Regions from separate parts of the Mus musculus genome. Here all the other regions are linked to region 2. Evidence: chromatin loops called from intact Hi-C (ENCODE). Cell type or tissue: heart. All regions are shown on one strand.

What was found. A loop is a pair of places that touch in the nucleus more often than their neighbours do. Peaks named below come from ENCODE experiments on the same cell type or tissue, not always from the same donor. Only the 100,000 strongest peaks of a DNase experiment are listed, where the experiment ranks them.
Region 1: a loop joins it to region 2, with 5 times the contacts of the local background. A loop is called at or near these places in 3 of 42 quality-filtered maps.
Region 3: it touches region 2 in a loop (6-fold over the local background); 33 of 42 quality-filtered maps call a loop at or near these places.

The regions. Positions count from the first base shown.
Region 1 is chr4:140,709,129-140,717,128 of GRCm38, forward strand. It overlaps Rcc2 (regulator of chromosome condensation 2), which reads left to right. Exons shown (of 13, transcript NM_173867.5): 4 at 1,205-1,348; 5 at 3,003-3,134; 6 at 3,458-3,546; 7 at 4,271-4,385; 8 at 6,738-6,904; 9 at 7,892-8,000. Among named protein-coding and RNA genes, the nearest start is that of Rcc2, 12 kb to the left of the region's middle. In heart, a CTCF peak has its summit at 4,932 (motif pointing left); a DNase peak (open chromatin) is centred at 5,073; H3K27ac peaks cover 991 bases.
Region 2 is chr4:140,588,614-140,596,613 of GRCm38, forward strand. It overlaps Arhgef10l (Rho guanine nucleotide exchange factor (GEF) 10-like), which reads right to left. Exons shown (of 29, transcript NM_001290803.1): 5 at 5,533-5,624; 6 at 4,480-4,563; 7 at 3,205-3,374. Among named protein-coding and RNA genes, the nearest start is that of Gm42335, 12 kb to the right of the region's middle. In heart, a CTCF peak has its summit at 3,806 (motif pointing right); DNase peaks (open chromatin) are centred at 3,818 and 4,042.
Region 3 is chr4:140,671,543-140,679,542 of GRCm38, forward strand. No RefSeq gene overlaps it. Among named protein-coding and RNA genes, the nearest start is that of Gm13025, 4.2 kb to the right of the region's middle. In heart, CTCF peaks have their summits at 3,020 (motif pointing left) and 7,729 (motif pointing left); DNase peaks (open chromatin) are centred at 2,155 and 2,969; H3K27ac peaks cover 614 bases.

The sequences.
Region 1 (8,000 bases), 120 kb after region 2:
CTCTGAAGCCGAAGCCACTGCCAGCTTGTGACTGTGACCTGTGAACTGAAATGAGGGAGAGGGTCCCTGGAGTGGGAAAGAGATCCTTATGTTATTGTGGCTGACAATGGTGCCCTCTTCAGGGAGATAGGCATTGGCAGGGGTGCTGGAGAGCCACTCCGACCCCCCTGGCCCCCCTCCCCCGGGCCAGCTGGTTCAAGAACCAGGCCATTTCTTTACTCCAGCTGGTGCCTGGTATAGCTGCAGCTCACAATCCTGAAAACCACTAGCGGTTGCTTGGTTTTCCAGAGTGACAGCCATGCAGTGCTGCCCGCCTTTATCCCTGCGTCTGTTGGTCTCCGTGATTCAGGGCTGATTGGGGTTTCTCTTCAGTTCTAACAGCCTGAGAGGCCAGCATTTCAGTTCATCCCTTGGAATATCGATGCTGTTTGATTCTGTTTTAAAGTACTTTTCAGTGGGGTGGCTGCAGGGTCCCAGGGTGCCCTCTGATGCTAGGTACCTGTTGCGCTGCAGGGGACCGGGAGGTGGGGTTAGAGTGCTGCTGGTGAGGTAGGCATAGAGAACCCTTCGGGGTGACCCGTGGGAAACCATTCCATTAGTTGCCAGCAGGCTGTGTGTGAGCCATCTGAATTGTGGCTAGCTTCTCAAGTTGCCCACAGCTGTTCTAGAGGTGAAAGAAAAGCCACACTCCTGTCTCAGGGACGTGGGAGTGGCACTTGTGAGGCCTGTCACGTGACGGGGGAGGCAGTTAGAGTAGGTGGGATGCACATTGGAAGTACAGTGCAGAGTCCGACCTGGTCTCCCAGAGAGCCTGGGGGATATGCTGGGGAATGAAGCCGGCCAGCAGCCCAGGCTTCCCGGGTATGGGGGGGACTCTGCAGGGGTGAGTGGCAAGGTCCCCCAAGTAAGCAGGTGCTGGGGGGGGAGGGGCGCACTGAGAAAGACTTTTTCTGGTAAGGGGACCAGGGGAAGTCTGGGGTAGAGTCAAGAGGAGGGTAAACAGGACCACCCAAGCATTCTGTGTCCCCCAGATGGGTACAGAAAGGCCAGCCCTGCCTGTCCCGTAGTGTAGGATTGTAGGGCTGAGGAGAGAGATTGTCGCCATTAGTGTAGGTATGCTGGTGTCCCTTTGCGACCCCTGGTTGATTTGTTGGGTGCTCCTCACATGTTCTGTGGGATTTGATTTGTATTCTTCCCTTTGCAGCTGCGTACCGCAACCTTGGTCAGAATTTGTGGGGGCCCCATAGGTATGGGTGCCTGTCAGGAGTCCGGGTGCGAACCGTGGTTTCAGGCTCATGTGCTGCCCACAGCCTCCTCATCACCACAGAAGGGAAGCTGTGGAGCTGGGGTAAGTGTGGTGGGTTAGAAACGTGCTCTGAAGTGGGGCTTGAAGAGACTTAAAGTCACCTGGAAGAGGCTGTCCTCTGCCTGGTCCATGGCTACGTCAGTTCTTGCCTGCTACTTGTATTTAGGGGCTGACCCTGGGCCCCAGGCTTACTTGGCAAGTCTTTACCCGTGCACCATCTCACTGGCCCCGTTCTCTGACTCCACCTTGGTGAATGTTTTCCTGAACTTGAAGCAAGTGTGATCTTCTGATGCTGCCATCCCTCCGACCGGCCGTCTGTCCTTGCCGTGTTGTCCCTTCACCAGCCATTGTTCTGCTTTAGCTCCTGTGCCCCCGTGAGGTCTGTGTGCCATCGCTAACGTTGCCCCTGGCTTTTGAAGCTGGTGTGTCTTGTTACAAGGCGTGGTGGCTGGGTCCCTGTGGCTCCTAGCCTCGGGTCTGAGACTGGGCCTTTGTCCATCCCTCCCGAGTGTCCACCTCCCTTAGGCAGGCTCTCTGGTGACTCAGCTGTCTCCTTCCCAGGTAGCCAGGAGGTATTGCCTAAGGCGCACATCATCTGAGACTCAGGGCTCAGGCAGCTGGGGAGTTGGCTTCTCCGTTTGTTTCCAGCCTTTGCCTGGCTTCTGTTCATGTGACGTTTTTAGTTTGGTCTATTCAAGCCGTTTTTATTTTTATTTTTATTATTTTTTTTTATTTTATGAGCTGCTGCACCAGAGTCCAAATATATTAACATCTGCCGCCTTCTCTGCACTTGGCTAATTTTATAATTCTGGTGGAAAAAAAAAATCTCACAAGTGTGTGTGGCCCAAATGTATCCTCCCAGGCTTCGGGTGACATACCAACATCTGCCCCAGTTTTGTATCTCTGCGTTGGTGTGGGCCCTCCTGCTGCTGTGTCCTCAACACTGGCCATGGTCTTTCATGTCAGTGTCCCCAGCTTGAGAAAGCTTCTCTGTCCTTTCTCTGATGGCAAGGATCTAGATTGCATCTCAGGCCTGACCCTGTGACAGGAATAAGTCCCCCAGAGTAAGAGAGGGAGCTCCCTGGGGCAGCAGCTGGGCTGTGGCGACCTGCCAGAGGTGCCGCGAGTCCACTGCCAGACACTTGGTGGAAGGGCACAAGAAGGAGGCAGAGTGCTGCTGTGCTGTGTCCTCACGCAGACGCAGGAGCTGCAGCCAGCCTGCCTTCACTAAACTTGGGGTATGCAGGCTTCTCTTGAAGTCAGCACCTGCCCAGTGCTGGCCCTGGAGCCAGCCCTCCTTTCATTGATTCTCTCCTTGTCATGAGGGCTCATGAGGCTGGGGTCTTATAATGGTGTGTATGTGTGTGCAGAGATAAGTAGATATGATCCATACTAGGTGCATCAGACTCCCTGAGGAGAAGGGGACTGTCCCCCAGCCCCTACAAGGAACGGAAACTGTTCCTGGAGCTTGAGGCCTGTGGAGTACCCAGGTCACACCAAGCATTTCCTGGAGTAACACGGTGTAGGGACGGCCCTGAAGCTGACCACTTACTGTTGGGATAGTCTCATGGGGCCAGCTCCACTGGCGAGAGTAGGTGTCGGGTTGGTGGAAGGTCTGGTTTGAGGATGAGGGTGGGGGCCGCCGCCCCAGCGTGTCCTTGCATTGCTTACCCAGCCAGCTGTGATCTCCTTGCAGGTCGGAATGAGAAGGGGCAGCTGGGCCATGGTGATACCAAGAGGGTGGAAGCCCCCAGACTCATCGAGGCCCTCAGCCATGAGGCAATCGTGCTGGCAGCCTGTGGGCGCAACCACACCCTGGCCTTGACAGGTAAGAAGGCGGCTTCTTTCAATTTACTAAGGCGCCAAAGATGGTTTGTCTGGGAGTGAGCACTTCAGCCAGTGTCGGGAGGATGATGCCTGGTGAGTTAGCTGATTAGTTAGACAGCTAGTTAGCTGATTACTTGCTGGAAGCAGTGACAGGGCTGTGGTGACACTGGGAGCCCAGACCAGGGTCTGCGTGTGGCAGGGCTCAGCTCTGTTCCTCACTCTTGTCCTTGGGATGGACAGACACATGCCCCATGCTCGGCCTGCTGGGTGAGCTGCTTGCAATCTACCCTTCCATCCTTTCTTGTCCTGTTTGTCTCCTTTCAGATACTGGATCAGTGTTTGCCTTCGGAGAGAATAAAATGGGGCAGCTGGGTCTCGGGAACCAGACAGATGCCGTCCCAAGTCCTGCTCAGGTACCAGCGGGCTTTGAGAAGTGGTGCTTTGCAAGGGAGAGTGAGGAGAAGAGAATGCCTGTTTGTGTCAGCCCGGCAGCGGGGATGCAAGGCTCTCTTCTCTCCCTGCAGACTGTGCCGACCTGTCCTGCTCCTGGGGCCAGTGGCGGGTGGGGTTGGGGGTTAGCGGCTAAGTCTTGTAGTTGTGAGTCCTGCAGTGCAGTTGGGGTGAGCCTGGACACCGGGTTCTCCTGGATCCCCCAGGTTCAATGCTTGCTGCTTTGTCTGGGCCTCAGCCTGGCCTTGCCCAGATTCTGCCTTTGGTCTCTGACTCTGCTGTGGGACCAACCTGTCACCCGCCCGCTGTCTTTGTTCTTCCTTATTTGAGCCGTTTCAGATCTGGCTCCTCACTGACAGCTTTGGTCTGGGGGCGGCATGAAAGCCTCAAGTTGGGGCTGATAGCAGTGTGAGCACCAGAAGTGACCTTTGGGGTCACTGAGTTTTCTCTGTTCATGCCTGTGGTTGAGTCACCGGATGATGGAGGGTTAACAGGGTTAAGGTCTCAGCCTCTGCTGTCCTGGCAGCATGGGGGTCGCCAGCAATTAAGAGCCCTTGTAGTCTAGGCTTTGCGATCCGTAGCCGCTCAAGTGGCAGCCTTTGAACTGTTGTGGGCGGCTGTTGTTTGATGCCAGGCAGAATGAGGAAGAGACTGGTGAAGCTGAAGTTGGCTGTCTTCTCTTTTCAGATAATGTACAACGGGCAGCCAATCACCAAGATGGCCTGCGGGGCCGAGTTCAGCATGCTGATGGACTGTAAAGGAAACCTCTACTCCTTTGGGTGCCCTGAGTATGGCCAGCTGGGTATGGAGGTCTCTTTCTAAAAGCTCTGTAGTCTAGCTGTAAATGTGGGGTTGCACGCACATGGTACAAGTGTAATTGATCCAGATAGCAGTGGCTAGCCGGTAAGTGCGTCTCGTGCTCAGCAGAACAGCTTGCCGGTAACCAGCCGGGTACAGGGGTCAGTGCAGACTCGAGGACTGAGTCTGGTGTGGAAATCCATTTGTGTCAAGAGTCTCAGGCAGAAGGACAAAAGCTGAGTCCCTTTCATCCGGTTTCGCGTATATAAATGAGCCTTTATTGGAAGTGAGAGTTCCATAAGAGGGAGGTTGTTCTGGAGATCCTGGCTAGACTGGCAGCTGGTGTGTCTCCAGCTCACCCCTCACCACACTGGGCTCCGTCCTGTACAGAGCAGAAGAGGTCAGCAAGCCTGTTAGAGCTGACCGTGCAAGATCTCCATTTTCCTTTCCCCGCAGACTCGCAGCCAGTTAGTTCTTCCTAGTCCCTTCTGCAGTCCTGAGCACGAGGTGAGGTGTGGGCGCCACCTACTGGTGTCTGAACAGCCTGCAGCAGTCCAGGATCTGGGTTGCTGGGTCTCGGCGTCATTAGAAGTGCGCAGATGGGAGCATATAAATAGAAGCAGAGCATTGCACTGGCCACAGACTGCAGGGAACAGTGACTCTGTGGAACTAAATATACCTCGCGTCAGAGTGAATGGGAAGGACCGGCCCCTTACGCACACACGTCCCTGCTGGTTGCCAGGGAGTTCTCAGGCTGTTGGATAAACGGTTTCCATGGCCACGGGCGGGCCTCCTGCCATCCCCAGGCCCAGCACAGGAAGTGCGCTTCTGTCCTCTCTGCTGTGTGTGCGGCTTCTCTGCCACCCTTAGACAAGCATCTTGCTGCAGCCAGCCTGTTTGCCGTTGGGAACTTGATCTTGGCGGTAGGATGGTATCCATGGAGTGGCTTTGGAGGGACAGTTAAGTACAGCGTGCACTGTCTGCTACTGAATTCTTGTTGACATCTACTAAGGAACCTGCTTCACCTGCTTCTACAGACGCTCTCATTCCGTTCACTCTGAAACAGGCTGGCACACCCCTGTGGTCCTAGCATCTGGGGGCAGAGGCCGGACTATAGCAAGTTTGAGGGTGGCCTAGCTTACGTGGGTTACAGGCCAGCTGGGGCTGCAGAGTGAAGGTTGTCTCCAAAAACAAAAAGCAAGCCTAACCCCCCAGTTCTGTTCTTGCCTCTGTGCAAACATTGCTTTTAGAATTCAAACATGAGGGCGGGGGAGGGGCTGGCGGGGAACTGTAGTGATCTGCTGCCAGGGACTGAGACTGTCCTCCTGGCTACTGGGTCCGGACTGGGCCTCCTAGCTTGTTTTTGTTTGTTTGGTGGTTCTATTTTTGTTTGTTTTGAGATAGTGTCTCACTGTATCTCCAGCTGGCCTAGAACTTGTTTTTTTTTTTTTTTTAAAGATTTATTTATTTATTATATGTAAGTACACTGTAGCTGTCTTCAGACACTCCAGAAGAGGGCGTCAGATCTTGTTACAGATGGTTGTGAGCCACCATGTGGTTGCTGGGATTTGAACTCTGGACCTTCGGAAGAACAGTCGGGTGCTCTTACCCACTGAGCCATCTCGCCAGCCCCGGCCTAGAACTTGTTATGTAGACCGGTCTGGCTTCGAACTCTGGGATCTGCCTGCCTCTGAGCACTGCAGTTAAAGATGTAGGCCAGTAGGCCGTGCGCATTCTTGCTTGTTTTTTGAAACAGTTCGTGTAGTCAGAGCTGGCTTCAGATTTCCTGTGTAACTAAGGACGGCTTAACTTCCTGCTCTTTCTGCCTTTTCATCCCAAGTGCTGGATATACCACCAGTGCAAGAAGGCAGAGAGGGCTGGGTCCTTGGGCCACGGGCTTGTGGTCCGGTACCAGGCAGGCTTCATGTCGCGCTGGGTTGGATCATGCCCGGTGTGTGCCAGCTGCCCAGTCTGTAATGACTTCTCACAGGCGTTGTGAATTCCAGATTTTATGTCCTGATCTTGTCGCCCTTCCCCTACTCCTGGTCCTCTGACCTCCCCAACTCGGAGCGTGGGAGGCTGTCCTCAAGATGAGAGCTGCCCACTGTTGTGACCTCAGCCACAGGAGGAGACGCCATTTTCCTTTGCCTCCCAGTCCTTACGGATATATGTAGGGTTTTTCCTAAGTTGCTGTACTATGGCGTAGGGGGTCCTTGTTTCATATGCATTTTTAAAGGATGCCCGGTGTTAGGTACCAGCTTGTGAGCAACTGGGCAGACTGAGCCTCTGGCTGGGGGCAGGGTGGTACCCCGGGCCTGGGCCTTTTGTCACTGACGGCCTGTTGTGCTTACCACAGGGCACAACTCAGATGGCAAGTTCATCGCCCGGGCGCAGAGGATAGAATATGATTGTGAGCTGGTGCCCCGCAGAGTGGCCATCTTCATCGAGAAGACCAAGGACGGGCAGATCTTACCTGTCCCCAACGTGGTGGTTCGAGATGTAGCCTGTGGCGCTAACCACACAGTAAGCCTTGTTTCTTTCTCAGTGACCAAGAGCCATGCTGGTATAGACTGGTATCTCTTACTCAAGCTATGTCATTTGGCTGAGTCTCCTGTCTGGATCTCTTTCCTCTGCAGACAACTTGCAGACATGAGTATACACGTATGTCTGCGCCCTGCCACTAGCACACAGCACGCATGTGCTGTCTGTATGGTAGGCAGTGCCTTTTGCTAGGGTGTGAGTGGTTGGCTGTTGAGGGTGGGTCCTTAAGGTCATTAGCAGAACAACTGGAAGGACAGCAGTTGGGGGGGGGCTGCCCTTAAGCCCCTTTATTTTAGCAGGTGCACATGCACTCACCATTCACAGTGTGCGTGTGTAAATCAGAGACACTTATTCCACGACAGTCATCGGCCTTACGAGTCAAGGACCTTCACATGCTGAACCCTCTGGTTTGGTGGTGGTGTGGTTTGGTGGTTTTTAAGACCAGTTCTGACTGTGTAGCCCTGGCTGTCCTGGAACTTGCTGTGTAGACCAGGCTAGTCTCAAATTCTGCCTGTTTCTGCCTCTCTGTCTCTGGTTCTGGGGTGTTGGGTGTTCTAGCCCTTGAACTGTGCACCTTCTGCCCCATGCTGAGCTAGCTATAGTTACACATCCACAGGCTTTATTTGATGTGAAACGTCAAAGACAAGACAAGACAGGTTGCAAACAGCTGGCACATCTGTACCTGTCTCACCTGTGTGCACCTGTGGCGGGCAAGCACAGAGAGGTGGCAGGAGCCTCCCCCTTGTTTCTGCAGTTTAGACAGTGTTGCCACAGATGGCCATTTGGCCTCTGCATTTAAAGAAAGAAAGGAAGATCGCAGCCTCATGAAGGGAGTGCATGCCGGCCCCTGCTGGCTGCCATCTATTAGGCTGTGGGACTCAGGTCCTCTCCTTTGCTGGCTGCTCCTGTCCCGGATCCTTCGGTCAGAAGCAGTGGCTCGTGTGCTGAGCCTGTCTCCTCTCTCTGCAGCTGGTCCTGGACTCTCAGAAGCGAGTGTTCTCCTGGGGCTTTGGTGGCTATGGCCGGCTGGGCCATGCCGAGCAGAAGGATGAGATGGTGCCTCGCCTGGTGAAGCTGT
Region 2 (8,000 bases):
TCAAGTCCCTTGGCCTCTGGCTCCTTACCTCTCTAAGGGTCAAAAGAATAGGGATGCATTAGAGCCAGGGTCACAGGCTGAGCTGAACAGAATGGGACCTGAAGTCATCGTGGGTGTTTCAGTAATGAGCCCACCCTTCCCAGACTGCCCTGGGTGGGTCACAACAATTGCTTATAAAGAGGTCACAGGCAGAGAGAAAGGGGGTCTCACACCCAGCCAACATCTGTTGACCATGGTGGCCAATAAAACAGACACTTGGGGACCAACAAAGCTCAAGGCAGATGCTCACATCTGAGACAGTAACTTCTAAGGTCCCTTTAGAGACCCTTCGATCAATTTTTGGGAGCTACAGTTGATCGGCCCGGGCATTTTGAGGTAGGGACTCCACTAGCTAGCTTGGAGCTGGGGTTCTAGTCAGAATCCACGAACAGCATACAATGCTTCCTCAGATGCCTGCCACCCAAAGCCTTGCAGCACACACGGCACACGCAGCACACAGATGCAAGCAACAGTGGCCCCGAATCACACAGTGGCTGCAATGCCAGGCAGAGAGCGGGGACCCCAGCAGCTCTGGAGAGGAAAGTCTTACAGGCAGTGCTTAGCAGCATCCCTCGGCAGAGAGGGCAGAGAGGAAAAGCCACACCCGCCTTCCCATCTGCCTGAGAACCAGCCATTAGAGCCATTAGGGAGCACACCGGCCTTAGCAGATGCATAGAGAAAAGACCCTCCTGTTAAAACCCCCTAGACCTGAATTGGGGGACGAAGAGTGCAAAACCCCATCCAACCCTAGCCCAAAGTCCCTTAAGAGGCACAAGTTCCCAATAAGCCAGAGATCTAGCACTCCTTAGGGCTCTGTGGGCCACTTGTAGCCCCTGATGTCAGAGAGTTAAAAGGCAAACTCTGATTTGAGAGTCCCTGGGAGGAAAGTCCCTGGTATCTGTGATGTCAACCAGCTCTCAAAGACTAAAGCTGCTGTTGGGTGGCACAAGTCTGCCATCTCCACCTCCTGCAGGTCCCTCTCAGGTCCCCAGCAAGAAGGTGGGAGGGAGCTAGGCATAGTGGTGCCCACACCTTTAATTCCTGCACTAGGAACTTTGTGTTCAAGGCCAGGCTAGTCTACATAGAGAAATCTTGTCTCAAAAAAACAAAGAAGAGGAAAGGGGGCAGGGGAGGAGGGGGGACGGCCCTGGGTGATGAGGAAGGACCATAACATGCCTAAGGCATCGATTCTCCATGTCACCATCTGGAGCAGCAGAGTCTGACACACCCTAATCTCCATGGAGAAGTGACTTAGGGCGTTGGGGAGTCTGTGGTGTATCACCTCCTCTCTAAGGGGGCATAGAATACCCCCTCCGAAGACAGGAAACCGTCACAGGCCTGCATGGGCTGTCTCTCCAGCCTGCAGGCACCAGGAAATCTTCTTAGGCTTCAAGAATCCTGCCCCAACTCTGACCTGGCTTTGTAAGTCCTCAGGTTTGTCCCATTGGTCCCCAACAGGTACCAGGCACTCATAGAAACAAAAAAGGTTTCTCTTTCTCTCTCCCTCCCCCTCTCCCTCTCTTTCTCTTTACAAAGATAGGGTCTCGTGGAGCCCATGCTGACCTCAGGCTTCTAAGCAGCAGATAGCAGTCTTGAACTTCTGACCCTCTTGCCTTCACCAGCCCAGCGCTGGCATTAGAGCTGCGCACCGCCAGACTTGGTTTACGAGGTGCTAAGGATCAGAGCCTCACGCACTCTGGGTAAGCACTCTACCAACTGAGCCACATCCGGAGTCCTTCTCATCAATCTTAAACTGTATCATACCCAGTATCTCCTCCTAGACCATAAAGGTTCACCTGGGTCAGGTCTTCCTGGTCTCTTAGTATCCTTCCTATGACCTATGACAACGCTCAACAGGGTCTGAAGAAGTCTGCTTTATAGGGCTGGAGAGATGGCTCAGTGGTTAAGAGCACTGACTACTCTTCCAGAGGTCCTGAGTTCAATTCCCAGCAACCACATGGTGGCTCACAACCATCTGTAATGGGATCTGACGCCCTCTTCTGGTGTGTGTCTTAAGACTGCTGCAGTGTACTTATTTATAATAATAAATAAATCTTTGGGCCGGAGTGAGCAGAGACTGAGCAAGCGGGCTTAACCGGACCAACGGGAGCGAACAGAGATCCTAAATTCAATTTCCAACAGCCACATGAAGGCTCACAACCATCTCAATGTACTTGTATACATAAAATAAATCTTTAAAAAGAGAGAGATTGACATTTAAAGGGTGATTAAACTATTTTTTAAAAAAAGAATTCTGCATTATGGTTGGCGAGCATTAAGGTCCTTCCTGTGACCTATCCTGAGAAGTCCTGGGTCCAGGCAGTTGGGCTTGGTCACCACAAAGCTGAGTGAAGGCTTTCTGAACTATACTAGCTAGCACACCTCTCCCAGGGGGCTCCTGAGACCTAGGAACAGGCAGGAATACTGTAAGCCTTACCAGGTAGTCCATGGGTGCAGCTGGAGCTAGTCACTAACCCCAGCCAGCTTGTGCCCCACCCCACCCCCATATCTAAAGGGAGCCAGCCGGTCACCTCTGGTCAAGCAGGACCCTTCAGCTTTGCCTACAGAATCTCAGACTCCGCATGGAACGCGAGAGGAGCAGGGACGGAGCAGGAGAAGGAGAACCAGATCTCCAGCCCAGAGGCTCCTCGTGTAACACACGGGAGAAAGGAGGCTGCGTGAGGTAGAGACAGCTGGAAAGCACACGCCTGGCCAGAGCAGCTCTGATGCGGCCATCGCTCACACACCACCATCACCTGTCCACTCCCAGGGCAAATGGCACTGTGTGGGTCTAAGGATGTACCTGGCAGGGCAGGAGAGCTATGTTGAATGAGCCCAGGATCCACTGTACCCATTTAGCTGGGTTAAGAAGAAATCTAAAAACCGGCCTGAGCCCATGAACATCATGAGCACTTGACCTAGTCTGTACAGAAATGCAGGGGGCAGGGGGAGCGCCTGTCTCCAGTCCAGGTCCTCTGTGGCCAAACAGCGGATCCCAGGTCACTTCCTAGCTCAGGATAACCCAATGATCTTACTGATCATGCATTCGCTCGCTATTACTGGAAATGGATGGTCCCCAGACAGGGGTCTAGTGCCTGGTCCTCACCACCCACATCCCTTCCTGAAAGAGTCCAGACTTTGAGAAACGTCCCCCAAGCTCCTCACCTTGGGCTGGAAGGACCCTCGGTGCTTAGTGGGCTCGGCCTCCGGTTTGGTCTCCTCCCCAGAGTCCTCGCTGTAGCTCTCAAACTCACTAGAGCTCCAGCCTAGGTCCTCGGTCTCACGCGGTGCTCCTGCACGATGCACATCCTCGTAAACGAGGCCCCGCTCGGCCCCTGCCAGCCAGCAACAATCTGGTGAGTCCGAGGCCCCAGCCACCCAGATCTGGAACCCCAATAGGTAAGGCATAGGAAAGGGAGGGAAGACGGAGCAAGTGTGCTGGTCTGGCCCCAGACTCAGTTCCTCTTCCTCAGAGACTATGCCAGCATGTCCCTCACCTCTCTATAGGAGAAGGGCCTGAAAAACCAGGAACACAAGAGAAATACGCTCGACATGGAGGACTCCTTAATTCCCTCTTAACACATCCCTCTGAGAACAAGATCACTCTCAGCCTCTTTGGCATTTTTTACGAAAGAAGAGAGGAACCATCAGAATCAAATCCAACTGGAGCCCTGAAAGATTTCTAATGCATCAATGGGAAGACACAGGAAGGGGCGGGACTTCCTCAACCATCCCATGTGGTCCATGCGGTCCCTCTGGGTCTGCAAGCGTCCAGGAGGGGGCGCACCCGGCCTAGAATCCAGGAGGAACTCTCCTCGATTTCAAAGACAGCAGAAAATGCTTTTGAATGGAGGAATGGGGACAATGACTTGAGTGTCCTCTCTCTAGAGGAGCAGAACCCAACTGGGCACGTGGGGGGAAGGGGGGTATGCCTCAGGAACTGTCAGGCTTGCTTTTTGAATGTAGCGCTCTCCTGAGGACCTGAGGCTTGCCAATTTGACCAGGCGGGCTAGCCTGAGGTATCTCTTATGTGGGCTCTGGGGATCAAACTTAAAGCCTCCTGCTTGGTAGCAAGCACTTTGCCTCCCGTCATGGGGAGGTTATTTTTATGCCAAGATCTAATGTCTCTAGGGACAGACCAGCAGACCACATTGGATGTGACCTTGAAGGAGGGGCTGGCTGTGCTGTTTCTACATTGGATATGCCGGCAGCTGTTGCCCATGGAAATGACTTCAGATACTGAGGATGCCCAGAGGAAGATGCACTGTGCCACCTGAGGACGGCAAAGACCAGGGCAGGGTCATCAGCTGCTTGTATATCTGCAGTTTGTGAAAGCTGGGGACAGAAGGAGAGGAAGAGGACCCCACCACCACCACCTAAGCATGGCTCTCCCTTCCCAACCTAGAGAAAGGCCAGGAAAAGAGCCACAAGAGGCCATACCGGGCTGATGGGCGTCTGGGCTCTCACAGGGGACGTCGTCATAAATCACATCTTCCTCCAGGGCAGGGAAAGTGAAGCGGTCAACTGTAACGGAGGGGAGAAAGGTCACCCACAGGGGTATACGGTGGCCGCCATGGAGGACCGACCAGCTGGCAGCCATCCGGGTGTCCTGACTTTCATCATTGCGGATACAATTCACAGCTTTCCTCTAGCCCACTCCCCCCTTCTCAGTGCCCGCCACAGACCCCACCTTGCCTCTCTCCCTGCTACATAGACCTTTATCTTGACCACAGCACCTGCAGAGAATCCATACACTGATGCTAGCCCCAGGACGGGCAGAGTGGGGGTTGGGAAATCTAGCCTGACCTGAGCCCTGGACCTCCTAGAAAGACTCTAACCTCTAAGGGATGTCTTCCTGAGTCCTGCAGCATCCAGAGCCTGGCCAGCCTTTGTCTCTCATACCCTCTTCCTCCTCCCATGCATCCCACGCTCCAGTGGGTTGAGACTGACCCTCCTCTGGAACACCACGACTCTGACTCCTCCCCTCCTGGATGGTGGTGACAGTCCTCAATGGCCCCTCCCTTTCTCTTCTGTCTTCCTCTCACCCACCCCCTGAAGAGATGAGCCCCAAATGCCACATCAAGTCCTTTGGCAGAGGTCCTCGGGGGAGCTGGAGAGATGGCAGCCTGCTTCACCCCTAAATGCACCATTCTAACTTGAGGCACTTGGAGCATCCCCTGGAGCCAGGCATCCCCTGGACACTGGCTCTTCCAGAAGCTGCTGTTCTGTAAGGGGCTTCTCCTCCCAGAGCGCCTGTCCCAGTCACCAGGGAGCTCACTCTGACCAACCTCTTGGCAGAGCCTCTGAGAGCAGATGGACAGCTGGATTAACGATCTAGGGCTCTGGAGAACAGTGAGCGGGTACTCCATCACAGACAGCCACCAAGTCTGTGGCAACCCTCCCTTGGGCTCTCAAGCATGAGTGCCAGCTCTTAGCCTGGAGACTAAGAGACCATCTTGGTTCTCCTTGCTGGGAGTGGAGGGGGCAACTTACTTCGACGTGAGCTCTTCCGCTTCCAGCTGGAGCGCCGGACCCCAGAGATCGCTGCGCCCACCGCATCCCCATTGCTGACCACAGTGGGTGCCCTGCAGAGAGATGGCTCAGTGAAAACTTCAGCCTCCTTACCAGACTGGAAGGATGTGGAGGGTGGCCAAATGGTTCGGGCCTCAGGTCAACTAAGTTGGCTAGCCTTCAAGAAAGAAGTAAGCCTCGGCTCTGATTCAGGACTGGTTGTTACAAATTGCAATGTTTCTACTGCGCATTTTCCTTGATCTTACAGAAATACTTTGTTTTGGGCTGGAGAGATGGCTCAGAGGTTAAGAGCACTGACTGTTCTTCCAGAGGTCCTGAGTTCAATTCCCAGCAACCACAGGGTGGCTCACAACCATCTGTAATGAGATCTGACACCCTTTTCTGGTGTGTCTGAAGACAGCTACTGTGTACTTACATATAATAAAGAAATAAATCTTAGAAAAAAAAGAAAGAAAGACTCTGTTTCATTATAGAAAGCAGATTTACTCCAATCCTCATTCCATAGCCTGTAAGTCCCAAACTATTCTGTCTTTAAGATTGGATTATATATTTGAATGTATGATTTTAAAAATCGTTGAGTTGAATTTCATTTAAATAAAATCATGAGATGAATTCTGACCTGGGGTAATCTTTTCACAGTCCCTGAAAGGCTTTAAATGTCCTTCTGCTGTTTTGTACTAGATATCTTTGTGAGACAGAGGAGCGTTCTCAGCACTAATGAATATAAAATCAAAACGGCTGACCTGGGACTCAAACTCGGGCCTGTGTGCTGCTACATCCAACATTTAACAGAGATTTAAACCTTTATGGACAGTTAAACAAGCACGCCCACCTCATCAGTATGCAAATTTGTTTTTGTCTTTACAAAAAGTGTTTTAAAATAAATGTCTTAAGGATCTATCGTTACTTAAATTCGTGGTTTGTATACCTATTTTATATATCCATGTATCTGAGGTTGGATATAAGTTTCTTAGATTAAAAAGAGGTCACAGTTTGGGAAAAGTTTAAGGAGTTTTATCCCAGTCTCTGGGCTGGGAACAGACTCCCTCAGTTACTGAGATCACTGGGCTAACTGGAGGACAGCGGGACACCAGCCTGTCTGCTGTGAGGACAGTGTTCTCCCACTATTCAGAAGCAGAGGTGGGAGGCAGGCGAGATGGCTCAGTAGGTAAAGACACTTGCTGCCAAGTCTAAGGGCCTGAGTTTGATTCCCAGGACCCACGGAGTGGAAGGTGTTGGCTTACAGACAATTCTCTAGACTCCTCCCAACAGTGACCTAGCAACAGTTACATCATCTCATCATCACCTGCCACCATTACTCCCTGCACCGTTGCTCGCTACCCCCTCCCTCCTTCTCTCTCTCTCTCTCTCTCTCTCTCTCTCTCTCCCTCTCTCTCTCTCTCTCTCTCTCTCTCCTTTCTCTGCCTCTTCCCCCTTTCCACACTACTGCTCCCCTCCCTTCCTCCACAATAAACTTTCCTTATGTCAGGTCTGTTGCATGGTGTGCTTTCTCAGGGGGACACCTGGGCATGGACCCACCAGGTACCTCCTTACCTGCCGCTGCCGCCGCATTATGTTTCATAACAGAAGGAAAGATCCAACCTTATGTTATCCTTCAGACACACACACATGCACACATACACACACACATACACACCAAACTCACACACACACACACATGCACATGTATACACACACACAAAATAAATAAATAAATAAATAAATAAATAAATAAATAAATAAATAAATAAATAACATTTTAAGAACATTTTATTTTGTTTTTGTTTTGTTTTGTAGGCTTTCTCTGTGTAGCCCTGGCTGTCCTGGAACTCACTCTGTAGACCAGGCTGGCCTCAAACTCAGAAATCTGCCTGCCTCTGCCTCCCAAGTGCTGGGATGAAAGGTGTGTGCCACCACCGCCCGGCTTTAAGAACATTTTTAAAGCTGAGGCTTGCATTTAAATCTTCACACACACCTCGGGCCCACAGGGCCTACCCTACCCAACTTGCTGTGGTGGTTTGAATGAGAATGGCCTTAAAAGATAGGTTCATGTGTTTGCATGCTTAGTCCCCAACTAATGAGTGTCAGGAAAGAGTTAGGAAGTTTGACCTTGTTGAAAAAGGTATGTCACTGGAGACAGGCTTTGAGGGTTCAGAAGACCATGCCAGGCCCAGTTTCTTTATCTGCTGCTGCCTATGAATCAGGATCTGGTTCTCAGCTGCTGCTCCAGCACCTGCCTGCCATGAGGATAAGAGCCTGACCCTCTGAGACTGAAAGCGAGGCCCCAGTCAGCAAGGCCCCCAGTCAAACGCTTTCTTACGTAAGACTCGCCTCGTTTATGGTGTCTCTTCACAACAACAGAATAGTGACTAAGACAGAAGTTGTGAACAGGACCGGGAGCGTTGCTGTGACAGGCCTGACCATGCCAC
Region 3 (8,000 bases), 83 kb after region 2:
CACTTAGCTGTGAAGACCATTGTGCAACGTGAGTGAGCTCAGTCACAGAGAGAAAGCACCCAGGTGCAGAGGAGCATTTTGAGGGGACAGTGGGGGTGCCCTTTGTTCTGTATATTCTATCAAACCAGAAAAACCTTGGACTTTAGTGTGTGGTATTGCACCTCTAATCCCACTCAGAAGGCTGAGGCAGGAAGATAGTGAGTTTAGGGCTAGCCTGGGCTACCTAGAAAAAATAATGTCTTAAGAATAAAAAAAAAAAAGGAGTTACAGAGACAAAGTTTGGAGCTGTGACGAAAGGATGGACCATCTAGAGACTGCCATATCCGGGGATCCATCCCATAATCAGCTTCCAAACGCTGACACCATTGCACACACTAGCAAGATTTTGCTGAAAGGACCCAGATATAGCTCTCTCTTGTGAGACTATGCCGGGGTCTAGCAAACACAGAAGTGGATGCTCACAGTCAGCTATTGGATGGATCACAGGGCTCCCAATGGAGGAGCTAGAGAAAGTACCCAAGGAGCTAAAGGGATCTGCAACCCTATAGGTGGAACAACATTATGAACTAACCAATACCCCGGAGCTCTTGACTCTAGCTGCATATGTATCAAAAGATGGCCTAGTCAGCCATCACTGGAAAGAGAGGCCCATTGGACTTGCAAACTTTATATGCCCCAGTACAGGGGAATGCCAGGGCCAAAAAGTGGGAGTGGGTGGGTAGGGTATGGGGGACTTTTGGGATAGCATTGGAAATGTAAATGAGGAAAATACCTAATAAAAATATTAAAAAAAAAAAGACTGAGTGTGGTAGCACATGCCCCTAACCCCCTGCACTTAAGAGGTGAGGGGTTGGAGCCGGGCGTGGTGGCGCACGCCTTTAATCCCAGCACTCGGGAGGCAGAGGCAGGTGGATTTCTGAGTTCGAGGCCAGCCTGGTCTACAAAGTGAGTTCCAGGACAGCCAGGGCTATACAGAGAAACCCTGTCTCGAAAAAAAAAAAAAAAAAAAAGAGGTGAGGGGTTGGAATAGGAGGCTCAGAAATTTAAGGCTAGCCTGGGCTACATGAGACCCTAGGCTAGGCTCAATGGTAGAGCATTTGCTTTGTGTCTTAGTTGGGGTTTTACTGCTATGAACAGACACCATGACCATGATCAAGGCAGCTCTTATAAAGACAACATTTAATTGAGGCTGGCTTACGGGTTCAGAGGTTCAGTCCACTATCATCAAAGTGGGAACATGGCAGCATCCAGGCAGGCATAATGCAGGAGGAGCTGAGAGTTCTAAATCTTCATCTGAAAGCTGCTAGCAGAATACTGATTTCTAGGCAACTAGGATGAGGGTCTTAAAGCCCATGCCCACAGTGACACACATACTCCAACAAGGCCACACCTCCAAGTAGTGCCACTCCCTGGGCCAAGCATGTTCAAACCACCATACCTTGTGCGTCCTGGGTGCTGGGATCATGGGTCTGCACCACTACGACTGGCCTTTTTTTTTTAAAAAAAACAATGTGTATGGGGCTGGTGAGATGGCTCAGTGGTTAAGAGCACCCGACTGCTCTTCTGAAGGTCAGGAGTTCAAATCCCAGCAACCACATAGTGGCTCACAACCATCCGTAATGAAATCTGATGCTCTCTTCTGGAGTGGCTGAAGTCAGCTACAGTGTACTTACATATAATGAATGAATAAACAAACAAACAAACAATGTGTATATGTGTATATCTGTGCACTTGAGTGTATGTATTTGTAACACGTGTGTGCCCCAGCCTATGAAGCCTGAAGAAGTCAGAGTTACAGACAATTGTGAGCCATCATGTGGGTGGTAGGAATCAAACCTATGTCCTCTGGAGCACCCAGTGCTCTCAATCACTGAGCCACCTCTCCAGCCCCATCTCCATGATTAGCTAAATATTGCTATGGAGACAGCCAGTGGGCCACCCTTAACTCTGCAGACAAATGTCACCAGCTAAGGACAGCCACAGAAGATGTTACTCCTCCCAGAACTGGCATGGTCCATGAAGGGCCAAGAAGGGACATGGGGGAGGGGAGGAAAGGACCAGAGTGGGCAGCCGTGGGCTAGCACTGGGAAGCGAGGAGGAAGGGCAGGAGCTGGCCGTATGAGCCTAGCCTCAATCTCACAAGGGCTGAGCAGTGGAGGAAGGAAGGAAGATGGGGTCAAAGGTCACAGGAAGAATCTCATGGACTAGAGAGAGTGGGGGTGGAAGTTCTCGGTCCTTCCCAGGAGAGGCTACTGATCTGGGTCCCCAGCCTCTTCCAGGGCTCACAGCGACTCCCCAAGACCTCCTGCAATCCAGCATGGAAGCTGCACTGCACAGGCAGAGGCCCATGGCAGAGCCCTGTCTCCATCCCCAGCTGGGTCTGTCCTACGCTGAAATGCACCAGGCCTTTCAAACTTCCCTCAGCATCCTTTTGGAGCTCAGAGTGTATGGAAGGCGGAGGGGGGGGGGTGTAGACTGGGAGGGGGACTCTCTGGAACTGCTTCTAGGAGCAGGATGGAAGGGGCTCAGCCCTAGGAGACCAGTGACTGCTGAGCCTGCATCTCTAATTGTGGGAACCAGTGCCCTTCACTCCTCACTGCGTTTCCTGAAGGAAAAAAAAAAAAAAAAACAAGGTCAAAGGTCAGACCACGAATAGGATGAGTCCAAGACACAATCTGCCCACTTGAAAAGGCAGCCCTGAGCCGGGCGTGGTGGCACACGCCTTTAATCTCAGCACTCGGGAGGCAGAGGCAGGTGGATTTCTGAGTTCGAGGCCAGCCTGGTCTACAAAGTGAGTTCCAGGACAGCCAGGGCTATACAGAGAAACCCTGTCTCGAAAAACCAAAAAAAAAAAAAAAGAAAGAAAAGGCAGCCCTGGGCTTCCCCATGGGTCAAAAGCAGGAAGAGCCATTTTTAGCTTGTCACTGTGAGGAAGGGCTCTAGCTCCAGGGTGGATGCGGCTGAAGGCACCTCAGTGTCAAAAGGCTACCTCCCCGATGTATCTGGCGCCCCCTGCTGGTCACCGGGGACACAGTCTCCAGTTCAAAGGTAGGAAGCAGCTGGCTGCAAACAGAAAAAAAAAAAAAGTCAGGGTGGGCGAGGCTGAACCGCCCCTGGGGTCTCACACAGTTCACCCCAGCTCTCATGGCCCTGGGCTGCCCCATTGACGCTGCTCACCTGGGGTGCTAACACACTCCTACAAACTCTCAGTGGGAAGGTCTACGTCTACAGGCAGGCAGACTCCAGACACTGTGGTCCAGGAGGCTGGCTTACAGAAGGCCGTGGGATGCCCTCCGTGTTCATTGGCACTATCTCTAGTGGAGCTGAGGTGTAAGGCCTGACTACCCTTGGCCACCATGGTGAGAGGAAGCGCCTTCGGAGTGCTCTGGTCAGCAACGGGACTGAGGCCCCACACAGCTGGCATCAGCTGCAGGGCACATGTGTAGCGCGGTGCTTCTAGATGGATCCAGCACCAGCCACCAAGTCCCCAGCCTTCAAATTATCCCCACTGACGACCCAGACACTATAGAGCAGAGGCAAGGTGAACTCACTGTGCCTTGAGTGATAAAACCGTTCATCCTACACCATGATGTTAGGGGTGGAGCAGGCTCATCACAAAATAAGTAAATGGAGCTGAAGATGAAACACAGTGGGTGAAGGGCTAGCCTCGGATACGCAGAGCCCTGGGCTCAATCCCCAGGGCTGCATAAACCAGGGCAGGCAGGCCTGCACTCCCAGCACTCAGGAAGTAGAGACAGGAGCATGAGGGATTCAGGCTCATCCTAGCTACACAGAAAGTTTAAGGCCAACCTGGGCTACATGAGACCCTGTTTCAAAAAAAACCAGCTGGGTGGTGGTGGCACACGCCTTTAATCCCAGCACTCGGGAGGCAGAGGCAGGCGGATTTCTGAGTTCCAGGACAGCCAGGGCTATACAGAGAAACCCTGTATCAAAAAAACAAAAAAACAAAAAACAAAAAACAAAAAAAAAAACAAAACAAAACAAAACAAAAACCAAAGAATAGGGCTGGAGAGATGGCTCTCAGCAGCTAAGAGCACTGGCTGCTGTTCCAGAGGAGGACCTGGGTTCAAACCCAGCACCCACAACCATCTGTCATTCCAGTTCCGGTAAAGCCTACACCGTCCTCTGGCCTCCACGGGTACCAAGCTCACCCATGGTATATAGATCCACATACAGGCAAAACACCCATGTACAAAGCTAGGTAAATAAATACCCTTAAAGCAAGGAACAGAGGCTGGGCAGTGTTGGTACACGCCTTTCATTCCAGCACTCAGGAGGCAGAGGGAGGCAGATCTCATAACACTAGGGTTTGGGAGGCAGAGGGTCCTGCTTAGGGTTACTGTTGCTATGACGAAACACCATGACCAAAAGCAAGTTGAAGAGGAAAGGATTTACCCCTCCAAAGTCAGGGAAGGAACTCAAGCAGGGCTGGAACCTGGAGGCAGGAGCTGATGCAGAGGCCGTGGAGAGATGCTGCTTACTGGCTTGCTCAGCCTGCTTTCTTATAGAACTCAGGACCACCAGCCCAGGGATGGCCCCACCACAGTGGGCTGATGCGTCCTTACTTACAGGCTTCCCTACTGCCCAATCTTATGGAGGCATTTCCTCAGTTGAGGCTCCCTCCCTTCTGATGGCTAGCTTGTGTCAAATTGATGTAACACTAACCAGCACACAGAAGCAGAAGGGTCTTCAAAAAGTTCAGGGTCAGCTTGTTCTATAGTAAGTTCCAGAGCAGCCACAACCAGGTAGTGAGATTGTGTCTAAATTATAAAATAAAATTTCTATTTTGTTTCTTTTTATTATTGTTGTTGGTGGTTGATTGGTTTGTGCAGCTCCTGCCTTCTGAGGGTTAGGATTGTGTCTAAATTATAAAATAAAATTTCTATTTTGTTTCTTTTTATTATTGTTGTTGGTGGTTGATTGGTTTTTGCAGCTCCTGCCTTCTGAGGGTTAGGATTAAAGGTAAGCACTACCACTGCCCAGGTTCAATTTTATTTCTTTCCAAAGATTTGCTTTTTTTTTTTTTTTCTTCAGGAGACAGAGGCATCTCTGAGTTTAAGGCCAGCCTGGTCTACAGTGTGCATTCCAGGACTGCCAGGGCTTCACAGAGAAACCCTGTCTCGAAAACATAACAATAACATACACACACAACCAACAACAAGATATATGTACTTGTTTTTATTTTATGCATCTGAGTGCTTTACTTGCAAGTACATATATGTACTACATGGATGCCTGGTGCCCTCAGAGCCAAAAGAGGGTGTTGTATCCTCCGGAATTGGAGTACAGATTGGTGTGAGCTGTCACCTAAATGCTAGGAATAGAACTGAGATCCTCTGGAAACCCAGAGTGTTCTTAACCTCTGAGCCATCTCTCAGGACCCTAAAACACACACACATGCACGCGCACACGCGCGCGCGCGCACACACACACACACACAAAACGGGACCTCACAATGTAGTCCTGGCTGATCTGGAATTGCTATGTAGACCAGGCTGGCCTTGAACTCACAGAGATCTGATGGCTTCTGCCTCCCTGGTGCTGGGGTTAAAGGTGTGTGCCCTGATGCCTTATATCTAACAACAATGCATAAAACAAAAAGTCTAATTAATAACAAAGCAAAGGCTGTTGATGAACCTCAGTTGCAGGGTGTTTAACCTAGCTGGCGTGAGGCCTGCATGTGATCCCCAGTATGTAAGTGTTGCAGGGATTTCCCTGCCCAATTACATTAGTGCAGAGGAAGCCTGTGATTGGACAGGGAAAGGGAGGCAGAGATAAGAGTGGCAGAGACAGAGAGCATCTCAGGGGAGAGAGGAGGGAGGATGGAGGTGGACGTGAACCCGCCACAGTTATTATATCATAATTGGGATAAAGCTTTTAGCATTATCAACTCGCTCTGAAATGATTGCATTGGCATCTTGTAAACTGTGACTTGATTGACACATAAATCTGATTGATTAACTATAAGCTTTAAGAGTTTTAATTCTCGGGGCGTGGTGGCACACGCCTTTGATCCCAGCACTTGGGAGGCAGAGGCAGGCGGATTTCTGAGTTCAAGGCCAGCCTGGTCTACAAAGTGAGTTCCAGGACAGCCAGGGCTGTACAGAGAAACCCTGTCTCGAAAGAAAAATAAAGTTTTAATTCAGGCTGGAGAGATGGCTCAGCGGTTAAGAGCACTGACTGTTCTTCCAAAGGTCCTGAGTTCAAATCCCAGCAACCACATGGTGGCTCACAACCATCTGTAATGGGATCAGATGCCCTCTTCTTGTGTGTCTGAAGACAGCTACAGTGTACTTACATATAATAAATTATTCTTTTAAAGATTTATTTATTATTGTACATGAGTTCACTGTAGCTGACTTCAGACACACCAGAAGAGGGCGTCAAATCTCATTATGGGTGGTTGTGAGCCACCATGTGGTTGCTGGGATTTGAACTCAGGACCTTCAGTAGAGCAGTCAGTGCTCTTACCTGCTGAGCCATCTCTCCAGCTCCCAATAAATAAATTAAAAAAAAAAAGTTTTAATTCTACTGGGTAATTGGGTGTTGTGATGGCTGACCGTGGGGTGCGTGGGCATTGTGTGGTAGCGAGAGAAACTCAGGAGTCCCTGCCGAAGAGTTGGAGAGTTGAGAGAAGCAGGAGATTGGAGAGTTGGCAGGTTCATTTTTAATATTTCCCGCAACATGTAAGTAAGGGGGTTGGAGCATGGGGGTGCACACCTTTAGTCCCAGCACTGGGAAGCAGAGGCAGGTGGATCTCTGTGAGTTTGAGGCCAGCCTGGTCTACAGAGCAAGTTCTAGGACAGCCAGGGCTACATAGCAAGTCAGAAGAAAGAGGAGAAGAGGAAGAAGGGAGGAAAAAGGAAGGGAGGGAGGAAGGGAGGGAGGGAAGGAGGGAGGGAGGGAGGGAGAGAGGGAGGGAGGGAGGGAGGGAGGGAGGGAGGGAGGGAGGGAGAGGTTCTCTCCTGGATGGAGCAAACCAAACCAGCCCACAGAAGTGGGGTGTGAGCAGGTGTGGGAGGGTGCACCCCTAATCCTAGCAGTTTTGGGATGAAGGCCACAAGTCCAGTGGTCCAGTATCTGCTATCTTCTACCTATAGCATCCAGATACACAGCAGACACTGATCTTCAGCCAGTCTCAGCTACATAAAGTTCAAGGCCAGCCTGAGCTACATTGGACTCCATCTCAATTAAAAAAAAATGGCACAGGTATCACCATCCTCCGAATATGGATGGATGGATGGATGGATGATGAACGGATAGACAGATGGACGATGGATAGATGGATGGATGGAAAGCCAGGTCCCTGTTATACACCTTTCGTTCCTTCTGACCTGCAGGTGAGACTTTCCCAGGGTCCACTGTCAGCTTCAGGCCTGGGTGTGATGATGCAAGCCTGTAATCCCAGCATCGGGAGGGAGAGGGAAGATCAGAGGTACCAGGCCATCCTCGGCTACATAGCACATTCAAGGCCAGCCTGTGCTACATGAGGCACTGTGCTAGCCTGGTCCATCCTAGCCTTAATAAATACAAGAGTCAGAGGGGAAGACACAAAACCCCAGATGGGATGTCCTGAGCCCAGGTCCCCGGGTTCTTCACAGCCTGACCTGATACTGAAGGAGAAGAGAGGACTCACCTGGGCCCTCTCCCACTCCAGCAGGACCGGTCTGTGCAAAAGCGTGGGGCTCCAGTGCCCCCTGCTGGCGGCAGTGAGAACAAGGCCAAGAGGACTTCCCTTCTTTCCTCTGTGCTTTGGGGGTGAGGGTGAGGGGTCTGCCTGAGATGCTAAAAAACCCCAGCAGCATCTTAGCCTTGAAAATCTCGTGCTCTCTTCAGAGGAAATCAACCATTTCTGAAAGGATCCCCAGAACAGAGCCAAGGGAACTCACCTAGCCTAGTCTGTCCAGCCCAGGAAGCCTTCCTGGAGGAGGTGATCTGCATTGGGTGACAGACAGTATGAGTCAAGGACTTAGTCCTCT